Regions from separate parts of the Homo sapiens genome. Here region 2 is linked to region 1. The links are chromatin loops, found by intact Hi-C in ENCODE. Cell type or tissue: heart left ventricle. All regions are shown on one strand. Each heading gives the region's core, and the rest is flanking DNA. Links, peaks and the distances in the headings are about the cores only.

The links. Hi-C counts contacts between places; a loop is a spot of excess contacts. Peaks named below come from ENCODE experiments on the same cell type or tissue, not always from the same donor. Only the 100,000 strongest peaks of a DNase experiment are listed, where the experiment ranks them.
Region 2: it touches region 1 in a loop (2.2-fold over the local background); 2 of 110 quality-filtered maps call a loop at or near these places.

Annotation. Positions count from the first base shown.
Region 1 is chr5:107,400,447-107,411,661 of GRCh38, forward strand. The region is part of intron 2 of EFNA5 (ephrin A5); the gene reads right to left. Among named protein-coding and RNA genes, the nearest start is that of EFNA5, 260 kb to the right of the region's middle. RefSeq lists an enhancer at 1,172-1,709. In heart left ventricle, for the core only: no CTCF peak of the experiment used is centred there; no DNase peak of the experiment used is centred there; H3K27ac peaks cover 408 bases.
Region 2 is chr5:107,537,954-107,549,168 of GRCh38, forward strand. All of the region lies in intron 1 of EFNA5 (ephrin A5), which reads right to left. Among named protein-coding and RNA genes, the nearest start is that of EFNA5, 130 kb to the right of the region's middle. In heart left ventricle, for the core only: no CTCF peak of the experiment used is centred there; DNase peaks (open chromatin) are centred at 4,668 and 5,188; H3K27ac peaks cover 3,121 bases.

The DNA.
Region 1 (11,215 bases), core at 1,282-9,281:
CCTAATCGAAAGCTATCTCCATGTTTCTCTGGCACTGCATCCAGCTCCCTACTAGTATAACTGACAGTTATAGATTTGTTTGTTTCCTGGTTTATTGTCTACTTCCTGATGAAGCTGTAAGCTCCAGAAGCAGGAACCATTCTTTAATATATCACAGTGTTTCTAAAATCTAACATAGTGCTTGGCACAAAGGAGGTACCCAAGAAACACTTTGGTAGGAGTGAATAAGCGAATGAACAGAAAACTGAATTAGCCAGAAATATTCAAGGTTATATATTACAAAAAATAACCAAAGGCAGCAAGGTGTTCCAGAAACTTGAGATCTTCACAGATTGATTTGCTATGTTTTTCACTCTCTGTGAATATTACCTTTTATATTTCCTCTTGCTAATGCACAGAGCAATCTCATAGCTAGCTAGATGAAAACTTTGCCTACTTTATTACTGCTGCAAGCTTATTGAGAGATTTGTTTACTATTTGATTTTCCCAGAAACCTTAGTTTAGCAATCAGACAATGCACAGATGGATAACAAAAGATTGATAAATTACAATTATAACTTTAACATGTAGTATAGTAAATAAATCAATGATGCATTTTTAGGAGCTTCTAGCATATGAAAAGCCTGCAGAATGGAAAAAAGGATAACCATCCTTTAACATTTTGTTTCTATTTCTTAAGAAATTTCTGCAGCTAACATATAAAAACAAGTATTCTATCCATTAGCCATGATAGTAATACCGATGTGCTACTTAAGTTTTAAGGAATCATTTATATTTCTATGCTGACTCCACATGTCACACAAATAGGAAGATTTATTGTATTACTTGGCATTTTGAGGAAAAAATCAATCTATTTTGCCGCTGCTTAGTGGAAGAAAACTCTTGGGTCAACTTATCTTTTTAATCTAAGAGGTCTCAATTGAAATTGGCTTTGAAGTTTGCTAATTACAAAACTCAACAGGGGTTTTCCCTTATTTGGTGTAACTCATATTTCTATTCATTAACCCCAGTTTTAAAAAGATTAAAAAAGTCTGAATAGAAACAACTTAAAAGTTTGAAGAACAGCCTCTCCCCTGTGATACCTTTACAGATACTTCAAGTGCAAACTTCCCCCATACTATCAAATTCTATTTAATTACAAATCTTCTGTGGTTGCAGGAGGGGGAGGTAAAACACATACATTTTGAACTTTCCAACCACACAGGGCTGTAGGAAGATGAGAAATCAGTAAATTCTTTTCACTCTATATATTGGGGAAATTTATGTCAACCTGAGTTACAAGGAAATCAAGATTCTGAAGGGCAATCCTGCTAGCTGCTTTTGCAGGGCCAAGCCACTGGGTTCAGATGCTTTCATTCGGGTGAAAAGATCATTACCAGGCGGCTCCGGGGAAGTTGGCCCTCCTGTAAGTGTGCTCCTTTGTTATGAATATGGAACAGATGGAGCCAAATCTATCTGCTCTGTAGGAACAAAAACACTTACAACCCAGCTCTCTCTATTAAAGACTCTACTTAGCTCCTTTATACCATCGGCTTTCTGTGCACTGCTGTGAGGTTTTGACTTTATAGAAAAAGGCACTTCATAAAAGCAACAGTTCTTACTCTTAAACCAAAGTGGCCTAAGAACTAAAGAAGATGAATACATGGTTTCACCGACAGGACTCCTTGGAGATATGTAGATATTCAATTAGGGGTGTATGTGTGTGTAGGAGGAGGAGGAAGACTGTATTCAATTCTGGTAAATGTCTGCATTAAAACAACATGAAAATATAGAAAAGAGCGATGAAGATGTCATGTTTCTCATTACAAGGATGGCATCTAATTGCTCTAGCATAATAAAATGGCAAGATTTAATTGTGTATATATGTCTGTAAGGCTAGCGAGGGCTGTCTTGAACAAAAAATATGACTATGCACAACAAAATCATGCAGGTAAATATGATTAGTAATTAGGACCATACCACAAAACAAAGGCTATATGATGCTTCTTCACTATGAAAAATAATATTAATTACTTTCAGCATCATCATGCCAATTTGCTTTTACAGTCTGAAAGATGTAAACACTGCAGGTAAAACCAATGCATGCATTTATTTATCATGCCACAAGAAATCTACAGCCATCCCTACAACGTGCTGTTGCCAAGATATATGTGCTGACAGCAAGGTAAGTTTCACAGGCTTCCGGGTGTGGATACACTACTGTATACGCACCTTCCATTGATAGCAACAGGGGGAAAGGAGTGTCTGCCTTATTTCATTACATTTATTATACTGATACATTTAAAGTCTGGCTGCCTCTTCGGAGATAATTGAAAAAAGAAATTCTGTGGCAGGATGCTTTGATTCTGACTAAATCAAGTCTTCGGGCAAATTTCCTCCTGCCAGTGGAAGCACAGCTTGCCTGAAGTCGTAACCTTTGTGGGAGGAAAGGAACTGGCCTTGAAGCAGATCATGAAGCAAATGTTTTATGCCAAATCAGAGTCTGGGGATACGTAGGCTACTGCAAATAAAACTCTTCTTCTGTCTGTTCAATCATTTCAATTCCCTGCAGTGTGAAATATGAACTTGCCAACAAATGGCCAGCGTGCTGTGCCTCGCAGCAGGGGGGGAAGTGCCACAGCTGTGCCAGAGACTGGAAAACTCAAGATGCGCATGACATGTTCATTAGTTCCCCTGTATAGCCAGGGCCTGAACCACGCCAGTCTCCAGAACCATCCACAGGGAAGCAGAAGGAGTGTTTACTATACCCAAAAGAGTTAGACACGATTTCCACCAAAATGAGTTGCACAACTTGTGATCCCTTTGATGACCCGAGAAGGTTAGTCTTTAAAACAAGAACACATCTCTGGACAGGAATAGACAGAAAATATTATGTCTGCCAATGATTACAGTTTTTTTCTGACTTTATTAGCAGCCTGCTCTGTGAGCAATAAAAAATGAAATAATGAATAATACTTTCAGTATCCAAGCATCTATGAGAGATTGAAAGAATTTAGATGTCTCTTCTCTTTATCAGAAAGACAGATTTGTGGAAAATGCCTGGCTCACCCGTTGCAGGCAAACATAACACTAGTTCTTCCTAGTGTAGTAGCCTTCTACTGCATTCTACATTACAGTTTCACAATAATAAAATAGTTATTTGTCTAAATTAAAGTAACATTAGACTAACAAATTTCAATTTGATGTCCTTTGCCGCATATTGAACATACATATTCACACATAGCTTTATATCTGCAACCCTAGATATAAATATCCCATATTCAGTTCTATTGTGAGATTTTTCAAAGGTTATTCACATGCTTTCTAGTGCCACATTCTTTCAAATTTTAATCATGAGCTCCCTAAATAGAAGTCATTTGCATCTGTAAACATTCCCTTGCAGTAGTATTTAGCAGTGTATTCTCTTTGTGCAGAGCTATTTTAAAAGGAAAATAAACCTTAATATGGAACAACAATCAAGCATGAGCATAAAGAGGTAAATTAGAGGCTTGAGAAACCCTGTAAACCCTTTATGTAATTTCTGAAAAATGTCTGAAGTTTCTCAATCTTAAAATAGCCCAGAATCATATAGCTTATTTCAGATGGTGGATTATAGGGATACTATTCATATAATCCAACTTATGACCTAAATCATAAGAACATATTCAAGAAATGAAATGAGTTTGAGATAATTTACTATTCTGAAATGAGGCCAAATAAGTACACATGGTTCAAGCTCGAAATGATAGACCATTATCACAAGTGATGGCGAGTTCTCATTAGTCTGGCATTTCTAAATCAATGTTGTAGTCAATAAATCTGTTGCAGAATGGTTACACATGATCGTTTTTAGGAATTAATAACAAGACATATATTTTTGTTTTAGGATTCTTTTCACTCCAATTACTCTAGAATATTATTTCTTCATAATGTTTATTTTTCTCTATTTAACTTGACCAAATACAAATTAGAAACATTAAATTATTTCTTAATTGACATGGAGCTTGGTGGAAGCAAACATCATCTCAGGATGTACAATACTATTAATATTTTTATAACAGCTATCAATTATCTACTATTTCCATGCACCAGGAACTGTGCCAGGTTTATTAAGTTTAATCCTCAGCACATTTCTTCGAGGCAGGTATTATTATCCTCATTTTAGAGATGAGGAAACTGAGGCTTAGGGAGGATAAGCAGTTAGGCGATGTCATACATAGCTAGTGTAGGGTGGAACGGATATTCAATTCCAAGTCTTCCTGATGCCAGAACTATACAACCTCAGTTTACAGTATAAATCATACTTTTCTTCCTGACTACCCTACTTCAAATATTTGTTTCATAATTTCCCAGAAGCTCTTAAAGGCCCTTCCAGAAAAGTCTGGGGGAGGTTGAAACTTGGTAGAACTTGACTGTGTAATCTTAAGCATGTGCAACAGATTTCAATAAAAAAGCTGCATGGTGATTTTGCCCGCAGAGACATGCCCTATGCATATTTTCTAATCAGGTGCATGTCAAGAAAAAGCCTTTTAATATTATATTACTGTAACTGTCGTACTCCTTTTTTAAAATTTTAGTTTTTCAAGCTACAGTAGGACTTTATGATGTGCTCCTAAGTACCCACATGCACTATGGCAGGAGGAAACAGGAAACAAACACAGTAACCTAATGTTCCAAGAAGAAAACTGGAAGAACCGGCAGCGATACTCGCCATGAAAGAAGACATTTCCCAGCCTGGCCTTGCCATCTCTGACCTCACAGCATGTCCCTTGAGATTTGGGCAGCCCTTGCCTGCTCCCACTCCTGTGATGCCTCAGCCCTGGCCGGAAAGAGAAGCAAACTAGCTGATGATGCTGTGCCACGAGAACCAAAAGGAACATACAAATCAGAAACGTCTGTTATCCAAACCCAACTGAGAAGGCTCTGTCTCAGGAAGGGACCTCCCCATTTACATACAGACATTCCAGGGCCTTTCTGGATGTCTCTGAAAAGTAACAGATGCAGCAGATTCACTCATTTTTACCTTAAAGTCAATAAGGTACACCAAAGGTGACTTTGTATCTATTTTTTTCCTTCTGTAATGCAAGTATTTAATCAATGAATGTCCTATTTAATGGCATGTGTTAACATTTTTCTATACCATCTGTTTGCCAAAAATTACTTACTTTAACAGACCGAATTCACAGAATCTCAGTTAGCCCAAGAAGCAAAAAGGATTCTGCTATACTTGGGGCAAATGGGCAACAGTCCAGAGTGATCCTGGTGGAAACTAAGTCAGATCATGTTACTTCTGTGTTCTAAACTCTCCAATGGCTCCAATCTGACTCAGAGTGAAATCCCAGATCCTTACCATGGTCTATGATGAACCGCCCCCCATACTCCATAGCACCAATTAATATTTGTATACATATTCTATGTATTTATATACATAGAATGTATACAAATACATATATTTGTATACATATTCTATGTATTTATATACATAGAATGTATACAAATACATATATTTGTATACATATTCTATGTATTTATATACATAGAATGTATAAAAATACCTATATTTGTATACATATTCTATGTATTTATATACATAGAATGTATAAAAATACCTATATTTGTATACATATTCTATGTATTTATATACATAGAATGTATACAAATACCTATATTTGTATACATATTCTATGTATTTATATACATAGAATGTATACAAATACATGTATTTGTATACATATTCTATGTATTTATATACATAGAATGTATACAAATACATATATTTGTATATAATGTATACAAATATTAAATTAATAGAATGTATACAAATATTAATTGTGGTTTTTGCCATTACTTTTAAATGGCAAAAAACTGCAATTACATTTGCACCAACTTAATACACATTCTGCACATGTCTACGTTCCTTTCCCTTTGTTCAACCTATTTGAGCCATGCAGGCCTTCTTGGTGCTTCTCCAGGCCCACGATCTCTGCAGCCTCTGGATGTTTTTCTGTTCTCTCCACCTGGAAAACTCTCTTGCCAAATAGACACATGGATTGCTTCCTCATTTTCTTTAGGTCCCTCCTCCAATGTTAACTATTAGAAAGGCCTTTCCTGACTATTTCATACATACACACACACAGGTATACACATACAATAAGTATGTTTTATATATATATATCACAATTTCCCCAGCTTCACATTCTCTATTCTTCTTACTTTACTTTTCCATCATAGTACTTACCACCTACTTGACATATTTTATATTTATTTATTTGCTTATTTAATCCCCTCCCAGCCTCCTGTCCCCAGTAGAGTGTAGCTTCTATTAAAGCAGGGCCATTGCCTATTTTTTTCTCTGTTGTATTCACAAAGTCTAAAATACCTGTTGAATGAAGTAAGAAAGGAAGGAATCAGTGAATGAAAGACAACATCACCTCAAGAAAAACACTTGTTTTCTCACTGATCTGCTCTAACTGCCCGCAGAATCACAAGTTTAAATTAGAAAAAAGTGAAATAAAAAGTCTAATCACTGGCATATGATTAGGCATATGAGTTTCGTGCAATTTAAGTAGGTTCTTAAATCAGCTATCAAGATGAATAAGTAGCTTATTTTTCAACATATACTAGGTTTTTCTTCACATTTGTGCAAAGCAAAATTAGTTTAAACGTACCTTTGAAAAAACTTATACTAATAACTTGGTAGTTATTTTCAAAGCATTCCTGCAAAGGGTGAAGGCAGATGATGGCAAACTATCAACCAAACATTGAGTCTAATGCAGGCCCTAGGTTATTCTTGGTGACCTTTTTTGCAGTAATGCCGAGTAGGAGCAGCAGCAGCCCTGATTAGCCCGAAAACGTCTAAGGAGTGACATAGACCTGGAAGACATTCTCATTACCACCATCATCAATGACCACTTTCGCATCCTCAGACCAAGCGGAAAGCTAAAATCTCGGAATCACAAAACTCAAGTTTATGGGGGATCATTTAATTTATTCTCTTCGTTTTACAAATTTAGAAACTAAGCTTCAGCATTTCAGAGAGATCAAGTGGCTCACCAAAGTTCATCTTACTTGGGAGAAGAATATTGAACAAGATGACCTGGGCCAGGGACACTTATCAAAAGAAAAGAGAAGTGTTCACTCAAACTACCTAGGACAGAACTAGAATAAAGAAATTGTCCCCAAAGCTCCTCTTAAATACTAAGAACCCAATTTTTAGGAATTAAATGTTTAATGAATTTACATTATAGCTAGTTCTGCTAAAATTTATGAAACAGTTTAGTTGAACTTTTTATTTGCTGAACATATTCTTTAGAGTGCACGCAAAATCAATGTGTATAATACATTTATGTCCCCTTTAGAGAAAAGAGTATAATTTTACCATTTTAAATAACTATGAAAGGTTATGGCTACTGCATCTTTGCCTCTGACATAGGGTTGGTCATAGTTATGATTTATTTTTTCTCAAATATATGGTCAGAGACACAGTCTCAATTAAGATATTACTCCTGAAGGAAAACGGGAGGCATTTTACAACTCTCTGCTTTATGATTCTATTTCCAGAAAGCACAGGGGTGAAAAGTGGGAGCTGTCTGTGATACTAATTTGAAAAACTAATGAAGTAATGGAACTGTTATTTCTCCTAATGGCTACCAGGCCCTATTCTCTGCACAGTGTAATACTGTATCTACACATGTATGACTTAAGGCCACAGCTACTACCACAATGTGCCCTCAGCAAAACAACGCACACACACACACACACACCCATCACCATCACCATCACCATCACTGCTGCCACCACATCTTACTAAGGAAAAGGCTTATAAAATTTTTATCTCAATTCTCAGGGGCCAAGAATTTTATCTCAATCTCAAAGAAATGTTCTTTACACTCCCTCACAGCTATCTTTTCAAAATTTTCAACTACTTTTGCTCCTTACAACCAATTTGATCCTGAAAAGTATATGTAAACTGAATTTTTAGAACAGACCACTTTTTAAAATGCTCTAGGGCTATTGAAAAGAACTCCATTTTTGTAAATGGAATAATCACTCTGCAATTTATCTTTTGTAAAATCCTAATTTTCTTATGTCATGCTTGTTTAAAATGATATAGACCTGTTCAGAATTCCTCAAGGGGATAAAACCAACATTAATTATTTCTTTCTACTCCATTTCAGTTGAAAACTTTCTCTAGAATAAAAAACAGAATTTTACTAATACTTGGTAGCGTCTGCCTTGTCATTCTCTTTATATTGGCACAGATCCCTTCATTCTAGAAAGCAAGACTTCTCCTGGTAAGGCCTTGGTGAGCTCTGACCCTTATGCAAATGTTGAGTGAGACAGCCCTGGCCTCCCACACAGACAGACCAAACCATCTTTTATCGATTCCTCCTTCCCTTCCTTGTGCCCCTGTGTCTACAATAAGAAAGAAGATATGCAGTCCCTGCTCTCAGGGCCTTACACTTTAAAGAGTAAAATACAAAATTTGAAAATGTCATTGTTCTGAAGAAAGAAGCAAAAGGTTTGAAGGTTCTGTATGGGATGGAGTGGTAACACCAACTATTGAACCAAGGGGCCCAGTCCAAGGTGATAAACTCCACATCAAGCTTGAACACAAAGACATTAAAATCTTCCAAGGGGTCAGGTTCAATTAGAGCCCTTGGCAATCTGGATACACTTGCTAATCTGAAGGGAGTACCAGATGCAAGACAGTTCAAAAAGCATTGACTAAATACTTACACCACCCTAGGAAATGAACTCATAAAGACAGGAGTATGCCTCATCTTTCGTCTTTGGATCACCAGCGCTAGAAGCACCTACATTTCCACATCCAGAGTAGCTTCAGAAGACATCAAAATTTGGGGAACCTTTTGGATTCAGCAGTCAGAACCCAACCATTAAAAGCACCAAGGGCATCCCCAAACATTAAGCCTGTGAGAGATTGGAAGGGTGTATGGGATGCAGCAGGAACAATGCTCTCGTGTAACTATGTAGGTAGGATAATGCCTTCTGTCCCAAAGAGATACCAGACGAGAAACTACTGAGTATTGCTAGGGATTGCAAAACTGGCTAGTCATTCCTTGCAAAAATAGGATTCTCAATGTTCAGAACCAACTTGGAAGGCATATGTATTAGTGAGTGCCTGTCCTTCTATAGCCCCCAGCTTAGTCATAATTGAGGTATTACTTAATATTTTCATCAAAGAATGTAAGATGGACTTACGAATAGGTTTATAAGGAAAATTATTTGGGTGCAGTAACTAGTTATTGAAGCCAACTAGTTAAATTGTTCATTAAAGTGGAACAAAGTTCAATAAAGACAGTTAAGGCATGCTATGAGTCAGAAGCACAGAGCCTATCACATGAACAGAAAAGCCACTTACTAGGTACAAGTATGTCTCAGGAAAAATGAAGCCTACAGCAGACTGCAAATCGAATGTGAGTTATGCTGGTCTACTCATCAAATCTAATCAGAAGTTTTGTTCTCACATTTTGGATCTGCATTCAAAATGGGACTCCAGAAAGATGACAAAAGTTATATAAAAGACTTAAAACCGGTCTTGTAGGAACAGCCAGAGGAATTTAAGTGACATGATTCTTTTTTTTTTTTTTTTTTTTTTTTGAGACGAAGTCTCACTCTGTTGCCCAGGCTGGAGTGCAGCGGCGCGATCTCGGTTCATGCAAGCTCCGCTTCCCGGGTTCACACCATTCTCCTGCCTCAGCCTCCCAAGTAGCTGGGACTACAGGCACCCGCCACCACACCCGGCTAATTTCTTTTTGTATTTTTAGTAGAGACGGGGTTTCACCATGTTAGCCAGGATGGTCTCGATCTCCTGATCTTGTGATCTGCCTGCCTCAGCCTCCCAATAAGTGACATGAGTCTTTGAAGGAAGAGAACACTAGTCTGTATATGTTGCTCATCTGAAAAGAAGACTAGAGGCAAGGATGTGTTTTTAACTATACAGAAAGTCTGGTTGCACTGACCAGATAGAAAGGACTAGATGATGAATGGTATTAAAATGGATTTTTATGACCAGGAGAACTATATACTTAGTATACTTTAAATGTGAATGGGATTTTGTAAATAATCTAACCTAATCCATGGAAGTCAGTTCCCTCAAAATGCTCCATAAAAAAAGGGTTCCCAGGTCTAATAAATTTGGTGAGCACTGTATATTGCACCACTCGCTTTGAAGAATTAACAATACACAGTATCATATTTAAGGCATCAGAAAGTTTTTCAGGAAAAAAAATAACTTTAACAAAATTAACTTAAATTTAAACAGAAATTATAACATCTTAATAATTTTCTTGTTCCTTGTAACTGTCTTTGGATCCTCAATCTAGCCTAACTCCCTCTCTTACATTTGAGAAAACAGACTCACTTATATGACTGGCCCTAGATCTGATTAGAGTTGGGCAGTGGCAGAAATGAGACTTAACCCAGTCTATTGCATGTCTTATATTCTGTTGATGCCAATGAAATAAAGCTGGAAATTAAGAAACAGGATGTTTTCCATTCTTTGTCGTGGAGTCGTTGATTTTTCATATTATATCCATTAAAAGAAAGAAAAGTAATTAAATTTGAGATAAATCTTAACTGAAAAATATAAACCACATTCTTTAATTTGTTGACCACAGCTAAACCTGCAAAAGCACTAGAAAAATATAAGAGTACTAGATAAAGATAAAATAATACTGTACAACACACTAGAAATATAAGTGGTAAATTGACCTCTGCCCCTGTTGCACTTAAAGGATTAACTGCATAAATCTTCTCTTTGTTTTGAACTATTCCACATATTCTACAGTACTGTTCATCAGTGAAATACACCCTGGTTTTGGCCAGTGGTTGTTTCTGCCTATTTTGCATCACTACCTAACTTCCTTAGGCTAAAAAACAAACCAACAAAAAAAATACTCTGAAGAACTCCTCTTTCCTTATCTCATGCAGTCTTGGAGCTGTCGGTCAAAGTATTCTCTATTCTTTCCAAAGCACAGGCATATAAGCCAATCAAATTCCTTCTCCCAGGAACTTGCGTCCTGAGTAGGGTGACACAAGGAATTGAAAAATGTTAGAGCTAAGAAAATCGAATGGCTGAGTCTTGATGAAACTATCTACTTGTTTCTATATTTAAGATCCCCACCACTGTCTTGGTTCCTGTCCATCCTGAGGTCTTCAGTTAAAATAACCAAACTCTGGAAGGAAAAGTCTCTCTTTTTGTTTGTTGGTATTT
Region 2 (11,215 bases), core at 1,756-9,755, 140 kb after region 1:
TGAGTCAGCTGTCCTCCAGGGCTGAAGAAAAGGGGTATATTGAGATTAGAATGGTGGGGAAGGCTATTTTATAGGGTGGACCTTCGACTGAGTCTTAAAAGATTGATAAAGCCATTAAGCAGGAAGAGGGGAAGCAGAAGCTCGATGTATAATGTGTCTTGTTATAGTCAGTCTGGAAATGTCAGGCTAAGAATAATTCCACAAAGGGTGCATCTCCAATTTTCATTTAGTACGTAGTTTGAGGCCAAGAGGAGTTCACTACAGCTGAGTTTACTCAACATAGGGAAGCACCTGGATTCTTCTCTCAGATTTGTCCATCCAAATTCATTTTCTTATAGGAAAAATAACAATTTAATTACTGAGGTACTTACTGATGTTTACTGAGTACTTACTGAGCCTCTATTATGTGCAAAGTACTATGCTTGCCATTCTGACAAGTACAAAGCACTGTTTATGCTCTTGAATCTCACTGGGCACAGACACAAAAATTTAGATGCCCAAATTGAATATTCCATTACTGAGGAACATAAGAATGGTCTGAGCAGTAAGTACAATGAATGTACAGACAGGAAGTGGGATTTAGATGAGCTGGATACTGACATGGTAGTCTTGGCCACTTAATAGCACAAGCAAAGCTGACAAGGGGGGATGAGTAAAATGTATTCAGTAAACTCATCTGACAGTTTGTGTAGTATCTACTCTGTGGTAGGGTGGTGTAAGCCATTGGAGATACAAATTTCACCAGGAATGTAGAGCAGGCATAGAAGATTCAAGAAGAGATAAAGTGGTTACTCCACGCTATGTTCGTAATTTTGTATTCCATTTGTAAAGTCCGAATTCAGCTGCAATGATGTCATGTGAACATCTGGGTCCTGGGTGTAGGGGTTGGAGGAGAATGTGTACCTTTCTAAGCAGTGGTTCCTTTGAGGCATTCAGCTTTTCTCTTTTGTCAAGGCTGCCTTGCTTTGATATGGTTTCTGTATTTCCGGCTTATACAATTAACAACTGCACACATGGGAACAAAAGCGACTGTCACAACATTCACAGCTTGTGAGGCATAAGACACAGAGTATGCACTGGTACACTAATGAAAAGGCAGACTTTAAAATCCCATTCATACCCCAGAAAGTTCACAGCACACTGACATGTCCTTGGGAGCTGCCTGGAAACACTGGGTTCTTTGAATGTGGTCCTGATCATTTTCTCAGAAAGATAATCATGCCCTACATGCCTGGACTATTTAAGGCCACATGTGCTAATTTAATTTACGATGCTAAAAAGAGCTGCACCATTTGCGAAGGCAGTGGAATGCAAAGGGCTGCTCCGAGCCCTGTACACACAAGGGATCCCCCTGATCCTCTGACACTGGGAAAGAGAGAGCAATGGAAAATACTAGCTGTGGCATGGCTGTGGGTAATAGTGCTTAATCCATGACCACTACAAGCATGGAGATATGCTTGGAAGGGAAGTGAGATTTAAGCAGGGGAAGGAGAATCACTGACTTGGAAAACTGTCTCAAAAAAAAGAAAAAGTCTTGCTCTTTTGCCCAGGCTGAAGTGCAGTGGGGTGATCTCGGCTCACTGCAACCTCTGCCTCCCGGGTTCTAGCAACTCTCCTGTCTCAGCCTCCCAAGTAGCTGGGACTTCAGGCACATGCCACCATGCCCGGCTAATTTTTGTATTTTTAGTAGAGACGGGGTTTCACCGTGTTGGCCAGGCTGGTCTCAAACTCCTGACCTCATGATCCACCCACCTCAGCCTCCCAAAGTGCTGGGATTACAGGCTATAGGCACAAGCCACAGCGCCCGGCCAGAAAACTCTTAAATGGATACAAACCAGTCAGCATACCATTGGTGACTCTATGGTTATTTAACTCTATGGTTAATTAAAAGGAGAAAGTAGGAGAGGGAAATCATGGAAAGAATCATTCACGCCACAGCTAGAGGTCAGAACAGGCTTTCGAATGTGGCTTTTGAAGTCACACCTTAGCTGGTGGCTTCCTGCCTCAAACTACATGTAGGGATCCATAAGGTGCAACATCTGCCTTTCACACAGAAATGCTCATCAGCTTTTCCTTAGCCATGGACTATTTGTTCTAAAGGATTCTAAGAGGGTGAAGGAATGCTAACTCCTTAGACAGATGATCTGACAGATGGACTCAAGGGAGGCAAGGCTCTATCCTGGGGGTGAAGAGGGGGAGGGGGCAAGAGTCAAAAAGCAAACAAGGAAAACACAAAGGGCATAACATTCTCAAGCTTTATGAACATACATAATTATGCCCATAACTAAAATACATAGTCAAGACAGAGGAAGCACAAAATAGTTATTCTAATGTATAATCTAAAACCAGATTGAGAATGCATGACAAAACCTGTTTATATAAGTTTGCTACGGCTGTAAAAGAATACAATATAAAAAGAATCCCATTTATTCTTGCACATATTTAAAAAAGGAAAAAAGTCTCATTGAAATGAAAATTATGTCACCGAACAAAAGCTGATTATCTGCTAACTTTCTGCCCTAATTTTATGAAAACAGTATGGCAAAAAATATGAGCAGATTGAAGAAATAATGTAATTGTATAATACATATGAAAATGTTCCCCCAATCAATGAGGTAATCAAAGATATAGAAAGTCAATCACTTTTGCTATAAATTATTAAAGCTAATGAAAAGATCACTCAATACTCTCAGATGCTTTAGGAGTAAAAATTTGTAAGAACTTATCAAAAGCATTATTCAATATACTTATACTTTAAAGATCTTAAAAATGTTCACAGATTTTGAGTGAGAAAGCCTAATTCTGGGAATCTACCCTAAGGAACTCATTAGAATATGAATAAACATTTCTGTTTAGAAATTTTAATCAAGAAAAAAAATTAAGGCTGGGTGCAGTGGCCCATGCCTGTAATCCAGCACTTTGGGAGGCAGAGGCGGGTGGATCAGGAGTTCGAGACCAGCCTGGCCAACATGGTGAAGCCCTGTCTCTACTAAAAGTACAAAAATTAGCCGGGCATGGTGGCGTGGGCCTGTAATCCCAGCTACTCGGGAGGCTGAGGCAGGAGAATCACTGGAACCCAGGAAGCAGAGGATGCAGTGAGCCAAGATTGTGCCACTACACTCCAGCCTGGGAAACACAGCAAGACTCTATCTCAAAAAAAGAAGGAAGAAAGAAAGAAAAAGAAAAAAATTAACTTTTATAAAGATTTCAATGGGATGTAAAAGTAATTATAATAAGTGATGAAAATTAATTATTAATATAATTACATAATTATATTCACGGTATGATTATAGCAAGGTAGAAAAATCAAACAACAAATGAAAACTTTCATAAGTATACAGACAAAATACTGAAAGTTAATTTATCAGAATGCCAATAGCAATTATCTATGTGTTCTTATTTTACTTTTAACTCATTAGAATTTTACAAATATGTTACACATGATAAATGTTATAATCAGAAAAATGTAATCGAAGCCTAACTCTAGCAATAGCAATAAAAATCACCACAAAGTTACTTCATGAATTATTTAGGAAGAAATAACATAAAATAAATTAGATTAGCACTGATATAGTCAGTTTTCTCTAGTATAACATTGACCTGAAACTTGTGTTGGTTACAGATTGCACTGAAAGAGCCAGGTGGTTTTGTCTAGCAGGCAACTTCTGTGTATGCACACACACAAATCCCAGATTGGGACAGACACACCTCAACTTCAAGCTCAGTAAACTGAAATGAGGAAAAAAAATTTCTTTTGAAGTAGCCCAAAGCTTAACTTATAGATTTTATACTTGATAAGAGGATAGGGAAGAAATTAGAGCCATCCTTTGGGAACTTGACTCAGTCACATGTGGGAAATTTTCCTGGTTGATCTGTAGAAATAGGCCAGCCACCATTTTAATTATTCTCTCTGTTCTACCATCTTTAAACATCTAAATTATTTTTGTATTGTAAATGTTTGGCAAACAGACTACAGTTTTATTTTTATATCTGTGTTGTTGAAGAATAAAAGTGAACATCCTTCAAAGTCACAAGTTCTGAAGCAAATGATATAGAAAAAAAATTTAACACTGAAAATTCTGAAAAATCAACTTTCCCAAAACAAATCACGACATTTTGTTAAGATCTGATTATATTTAACTCTTCTATTTCCCATATGCTGAAAGAGTTCATATGAGACAATGGGGCCACACTTTCAGGGGGAAAATAATATGTCTTCTTAAGTCTTTCTAATTTTAAAGTTCTCAGGATCATAATATTGTTTAAAAAAAGTCAAAATCTTGAAAAATAAGAAACAAGAGCCTCCTGCTTCCCAAGCTGTACTGAAAGGAAACTGTCAAAGAATAAAAAGTCAACTCTGCTAAGAGTTCCATTTCTCTGGTCCTATAGGCACAGTGAGAATTTCCTGTGGAAAAGACAAGTACAGCTGGTGTCCAATTAGTAAAAGATGGTGATGAAAGGATATAGTTATTCAGGGTCTGTTCTTTGAAAATGATAATGACCTCTGATTTCTAAGTTCCATAAGTAGAGTCTGCCGCCTGCATGCAGGCTGCTCATAAACTTCCCACTTTCCTTTTTCTGTCTGTGTTGTTGTGGTATAAGGGGGGGGTGCGGGGAGGGGGTAGGTGCTGGAGGTACAGAAGGTCATGCCTTCTCTGCCGGCAAATATGATTAATGTGTGTACAGGGAGGAGAAAAACGCCACTCACCTGGCTATCAGCCAGCCTGACTCATGCCTCTGGGCATCTTAGAACACCAAATATCCAGCAACTCTGGCTGGGGTCTAGAGAGATGTCTATTAGCTTTCACAATGTCTGGGTTAGGAAGGTGCTTCTAATCTTGTTTGTAATAAATATTAGTTCAATTGTTAGAAGTGTTTTTAATCACCTAAAAGGAAGTAAACAGGCTTGCCTCACAACCTCGACAGGCAGTGTATGTGTGACTTGTTCTTTCTATCCGGAATCACTCGGTTCAAATGCTCAGAGGGAAGAAAGATGGTCATAAAATAAAAGTGTTATATTAAAAATAAATAAATAAATAAATAAAAAGTGTTGACCTCACCCAGGCCCATTTACCGCACTATTTACACTATTGCCACACAGCCTGGCAGCACCAGGAACCTGTGTTCCCAAGAAATGGAAGAGGCCAGCAGGGAAGCACCCATGGGTCTGCTCCAAGCCCTTCCTGGGCAGGGCTTCCCGGCAGAGTTACACAACAGCTGATACATCTGTGCACACTCCCGGAGCCTCCACTCCGACAGGAGCTAAATTCATCCATCAGTGAGAAAACAAAGTAGAAGGGAAAAAAAGCTGGGGACTCCAGGTTAAAAAACAACCACAAAAGATTTTCAAAGCAACTTCTTCAAAGGCCCTTTTATATTTATTTTAAGGAGACATTTCAATTTAAGTGACGTTGTCAATCATTTTCTTTTTCAAATATGACAATGCTATTTTACCCCTACTTCTTTCTCATGGCTGGATGGAAATGAAGGGGAAAGTTATCTTCCTTACCCAAAAAATCACACAAAGAACATCTTGGCAAGGGCAAATAACTTAAATGTTTTGTTTTCAGTGTTCTTAATTTAGCTATTTTCCATTAACTTACTATTGTCATAAAAAAGTGCTCTGATTAAATAAACTTTATATACAGCATACCAAATACTTTTCTGAAGTTATCGTTTGGGAATACAGCAGACTAAAAGAAAGGAAGAGCATGGGCTGCTGCTCACAAAGTGGTGAACATGCCAAAGTATAATTTAAAAAAAAAACCCTTTTTTCATAGGAATGAAAACCATTTCAGAAACCATTAAGCCAAAATGTAGGCTACAACCATAACTTTTATATCCTAATTATTAGCCTTGGTGAAATGATCGTGTGTATAACATTTAATATGCTGTAAAATGGGATTTCAAATACCGAACCTATAAGCATCTCTTACATTCCATAGATTCCGAAGATTAAAACCAAAATCAAAAGGTGCAGAGCGGCAGCTCTGCCTCCCTAACTCCGTGAGGGGACAGGAAATCAGGGTGTAGTGTGTTCTGGGCAGTCCAGGTATTTGAAAGAGAAGCAGCTTGTCAGGTGGGCCCTGGAGGGAAGCCCATTATATCTGTGGGGGTCCTGACATTTGGGGTAATCTAAACCTTGTTACTTGCGAATCGCCCCTGGTGGGAGGGAGATTTAGAATGGATGCCTCCTTACCCAAGCAATTAGATCATTTAGGAAACAGAGAAAATGGGCAATAAGGATCTCCCTCCTAGAGAGCACTTGCTGGTGTTCAATCAGATAGTTCTGACAACAGAAGATGTGGCATTTGCTGAACAAAACAGTAAATGCTGGGGCTCAGCCCCACACAGGGCTTTGAAAATCTCTCAACGCGTAGTGCACAGAGCATCACAAAGCTATCACCTAGCATCCATAGTGTCCTTGAACACCTGAGGACCAGGCAGAACAAGGATGCATTTTTTTTTGTGAGTAACCTCTGGGAGTACCAAATGCAAGGGCTTCTTACAGACCAGGAGCAAGGTTGTTCTTGAAGAGAGGTTGTGTTCTGTGAATGATACAAAACTCTGAACTTCAAATTACACAAAAGTAGCACTTGGAAAAAGCAAATGATGAATCCTTGTAAGTTCTAGAAATTATCTTCAGAGCCAACATAAACACTTTGAAGGAATAAGAGCAATTCAGGCGCTGGTCCTGCAGAATTAACCACTCCCTCCTCAGTGTTCTTGGGATATTCCTCAGTTATGGCACTCGTCACGTCACCCCATACTAGAATTATTTCTTTACTTGCCAAACTCCCTGAGTGCCTGGAGAACACAGAATGTCTTATTCCAATCACAACCCAAATATTTAGCACAATGCTTGGCATATTTTAATTGCTATTTAAATATAAGCTGAAAAAAATTAAGTAACTTTCTCAGATATGTGATAAACAAACTCCAAAAAACTACCATCATCTCTGATCATTCTTTAACTCCCACAATGTCTACACTGTCATTTTAGTTATCACTGTCTACATCCCCATCCTTGAGGCTGATTTGAAGCCATGTGACTTGTAAAAAATCCACTGATGACAAACATAACCGACAACATCTAAAAGGTGAATGACAAGCAAAAGCACATGATGTCTACCGTCTAAAGCCCTGTCTATATCTCAGCTGAGGAAATAAAAGTCACACATCGAACCTTTACTTGCCTTAAAGATGTGTGTGAAAGCCACATCTTTCACAAACATTACCTGCCTGTCACGGTATCAGGGCTTGGCCGAAGGCCTTAGTGTTGGTTCAGTAATATCGGCTGTAAGCCAGATGTTTCCAGAGCTATGGGCCACATTTTCAAAAACACATGCAGTATTTCTAATGATCTTATATGTTGGGTATATTGAGTATGAAATTGGTTTTCTACCAATCTGATTAAAAAGGAATCACCCGCAGGAAAATATTTCCTGAGGACTGCAGGAGTGAAACAGAGGCCAAAGAAGCACAATGAAAACACTGCAGTTCTACCTGGGTTTTAGCAAGTGAGCCCTAACCCTGTTTCATGAAGTAAGCTACCTGTTTCTATACTTGCATCCATTCATTAATTAAGGATGAGGATGTATTTATTTTTCCAGATGCCCTTACAGGATGATGTGGCTCCTAGATGGTTAATTACTTAAGCCAAGGTCAAGAACCTGCTATGGGAAAGCCACTTGGAGCTCCTCGGCAACTTGTGTTTAGCTCTTCAATCTGCTGGCATCAAAGGGAAATTTTCAACAGCACACAAATGCAAGGGAGTTTTGTTGGCAAGAAGGGCCTCTGATGGCTCTGTAATCAACTCGGCTTCAACAGGCCTTTTGCACAGACCAAAAGCAACTCAAACTTTTGGAAAGCCATTCGTTTTTTTCCTAATCGAAACACTGTCTCTTGTGTCCTAATGTCCTGTTGGAAGTGATTTCTATGAACTAAGAGAAAATTTTGTCTGTAGCAGTTTGAAAACAGAGCAAATGACACTTCTGCAAGCCTGACATTAGTGTTTTGTTTTTAATTGAAATCCAACATCAAATAACATGCCTGCAATCAGAAGAGGAAGAGTGGACCTTTGGAAAAATGGGGTTTCAGTGGATTTCACTGCCCAGAGAGATGGGGGCTGTTTTCCATTTCCCTTAAGCGATATCAAAAGTTGTATTTTTTCAAATACAGAAGTGAGAAGCAGAAAAAGGTAGCTTTCCTTCTCTTCCTGAAGTATAGAAAAGAGCTAGTAGACAAGTCTCAAAAGATAACACAATTTGTAGGGGCCGCCCTCCTAGCACTGGTGCGGCTGCTCTGCTCATCCTCACAAATCAATCTGGTCATCTCCAGCACATCTGCTCAGGTGCTGACAAATGATGAATTCCACCTCAGAATCCATAAGCAGAAAGAGGCTGGCTGATAAACAGCTATGAGCGGAAATGTATGCACCTTTCATAAGCAAGACAAATCACTCATTCTCACCAAATGCTTCCAACAGGAACACTAATTCTGTATTTATTTGCACAGCATATGTACTGCGTCCGAAGCAGTGCATTAAAAAAGATCTCAGGCAGCCAATTGCTTTGATTACTTTATTCATCGTAGTATTACAAGGGCTCAATGGCAGAGCAATGAAATAGGAAGCTAGTGAAGACTGAAACACCTCGTCAATGGCTTGTCAGAGTTGAAGGTTTTTCTGGTGCGTAAAACACACACACACACACACACACACACACACACACACTCTCACCCCTGGTGTAGGAAAGAATTTTTTTTTTAAATAAAATACTGTGGCCATGCATCTTAAATTTGCCATATGCCTTTCCTGTCAACCAGCAGTTATTTTTATTAATAACTCCAAGAACATATCATGGAATTCTTTTTTGTTTTGAGATCCGGTCATGTGACTCCTTCAACACCAGGGAACACTGGGTAAATTGTAATGTTCTAACATGCCAATGAATGGTCTCTTTTAGAGCCAAGTTGGTGATGAATTGATATTTGCTAAGGCCTAAGCAAGCACAGGGCACTATATATATTCCTTCTTCTGTGCTCTCTGCAATGATGGATGGAAGTAAGGAGCAGAAAAGAAGTCACACAGACAAGCTCAAACTGACAACCAAGCAACCACCAGTGGACTGTTTCAATCAAGCTGCAAAAGAAGTAGCTTTTTGTATTACTTACTGTAGCTTCATTCGCCTACTGTACACATGGATCATGGATACACTGTACCATTGGCCTGTCTGAAAATTGGAATGCAGTAGAAATAGCAGAAAAGATACAACTTCCTTCGGGCCCCTAGAGGAAGGTCTTTTAAGCAAGGCATTTTCCCATAGATGCCAGTACGGGAAATTCATGCTCCCATCTTCATGAGAGATCTGACTTTTGAGAGGAAAATCAAGATGGGTTTGCTGTTTTCCTTTAATAACACTCATACCTCCCAACAACAGAAACCTCTGGGACCACAAGACAGGTGTGATGGTGTCACATAGTATCCTCCAAGCTTTGTTCTAACAACAAAGCTCTCTTGGTTAGGAATTTCTGGTTTACAGTTTAAAATGTTAGCGTAAGACACTGATGTTCCAAAAAAAAAAAAAATACAAGCCTACTTCATGAAACCAATGCCTGTTGTGCAAATAAATACAGAGTTAGTGTTTACCCCTGGCAGGGCATTTTTCTTTGAGTTGGCTGCAGAGCATTAAAAAAGACATTAAGTAGATTATACATTTACATGAAGTCCCTTGTTATTTTTAACCATAAAAAAAAAGCATTTTTCTTTTTGATGATATATATACTAATTGTGAATGATTACAAGAGGTGACTTTGTAAGACAGTGTAATTGTGTTTTTTTCCCCCACAGAAATTTCACGGTAATGTAACTTTGGTAAAATAGCTTAACTAAAAATCTGTTATTAAAATAAGTGCTTTTGGCTTAAATTGAATCACTATTTTTTGAACAAATAAACAAAAATCATACCCTAAAATAGCATTCAATTTCAGAGAAGGTGGTTTATTCTTTATGTAGTAAGCTCAAATTCCTAAGAAGGTCTATATAAAATTCTGTAAACCCTGTCTAAGTTAAAAATAATTGTGAAGAATAAACTACCTTTAGAAAGATTCTAGAAGAAGCCATAAAAATCAAGTGATTTGAACCTTCATTTTCCAATGACGACAATGAGGTCCAGAGAGGCAAACTAACCTACTCAAGGAAGCACATCTAACATAACTGAAACTCAACTCAAAATTAAACTTCAGAATCCAATTCATTATTTCAGTTGAGGTGGAGTGAGGAAAGACTACCTACACTTTTTAAAAATTTTTTTGAAGTTTAGAACCAACATAAATTTTATTAAACAATGGACTTTTAAAACAATCTCTCCCCCTTTCACACCAGAACAGTATGGAAAAATTGGATATCACATATGCAATGCTACATTAATGGTCAAAATATTTTTTTCCTGAAATTTTGCTTCACATTTAATATGATTATTTTTATAAGAGCAATAACTAAAAATAAAGGAATGCTGTAGATATACCTTCAGATAGTTTTTTTGCAAGGTGAGTAAGTTTCTAAAAAGATTGACAGGTAAAACTTGAAATTTGGGAAATACGTGCTTGGATTCCTGTTGTACAACGGGCTACAAGGAACTGTCACATAAATAACACAGCACTGAAATGTACAGCTGACGTGAGCTGTTAGTAGGAGCAGTGTCTAGCAGAAGTAAAGAGGCTGATGCTGAGTATCTGTTGTATCAGTCCTTTGTTTTAAAGCCAGATGTGCAAAATGTGAAACCACCTGTCAGTTTCCTCATCTGTAGGAAGCAGTCTTTCAAAGGTGTGTTGGCTTTGGTGGATTATGGTGGTAGGACTAGTACTCCACCAAGTTCAACAGTGTAAAGTGGAAGAAGTCTAGCCAAGTAAAAGTCTTCGAGAGGATTTGCTCTAGACGAGATTAAGATCCCCAAACCCTCCAGTGTCTGAATTAAGTAAAATGACACAATTCTCACACTTAGTAAGAAAACATATACACTTACACATACACATTTTTGCAATTACAATTGTGTAATTGATTTACCCAATAGTTTTTCCAGAATGCTTTACTTTGCAGGCTGGATATTTCTTTTCTATGCAATCTAGCTCTAGAGAAGTAAAAATTCATTCAAAGTATGCCAAGAATGTTGCTTCCTAAAATAGTGGTCCTGACACATTTCAGAGTAAGAAAAAA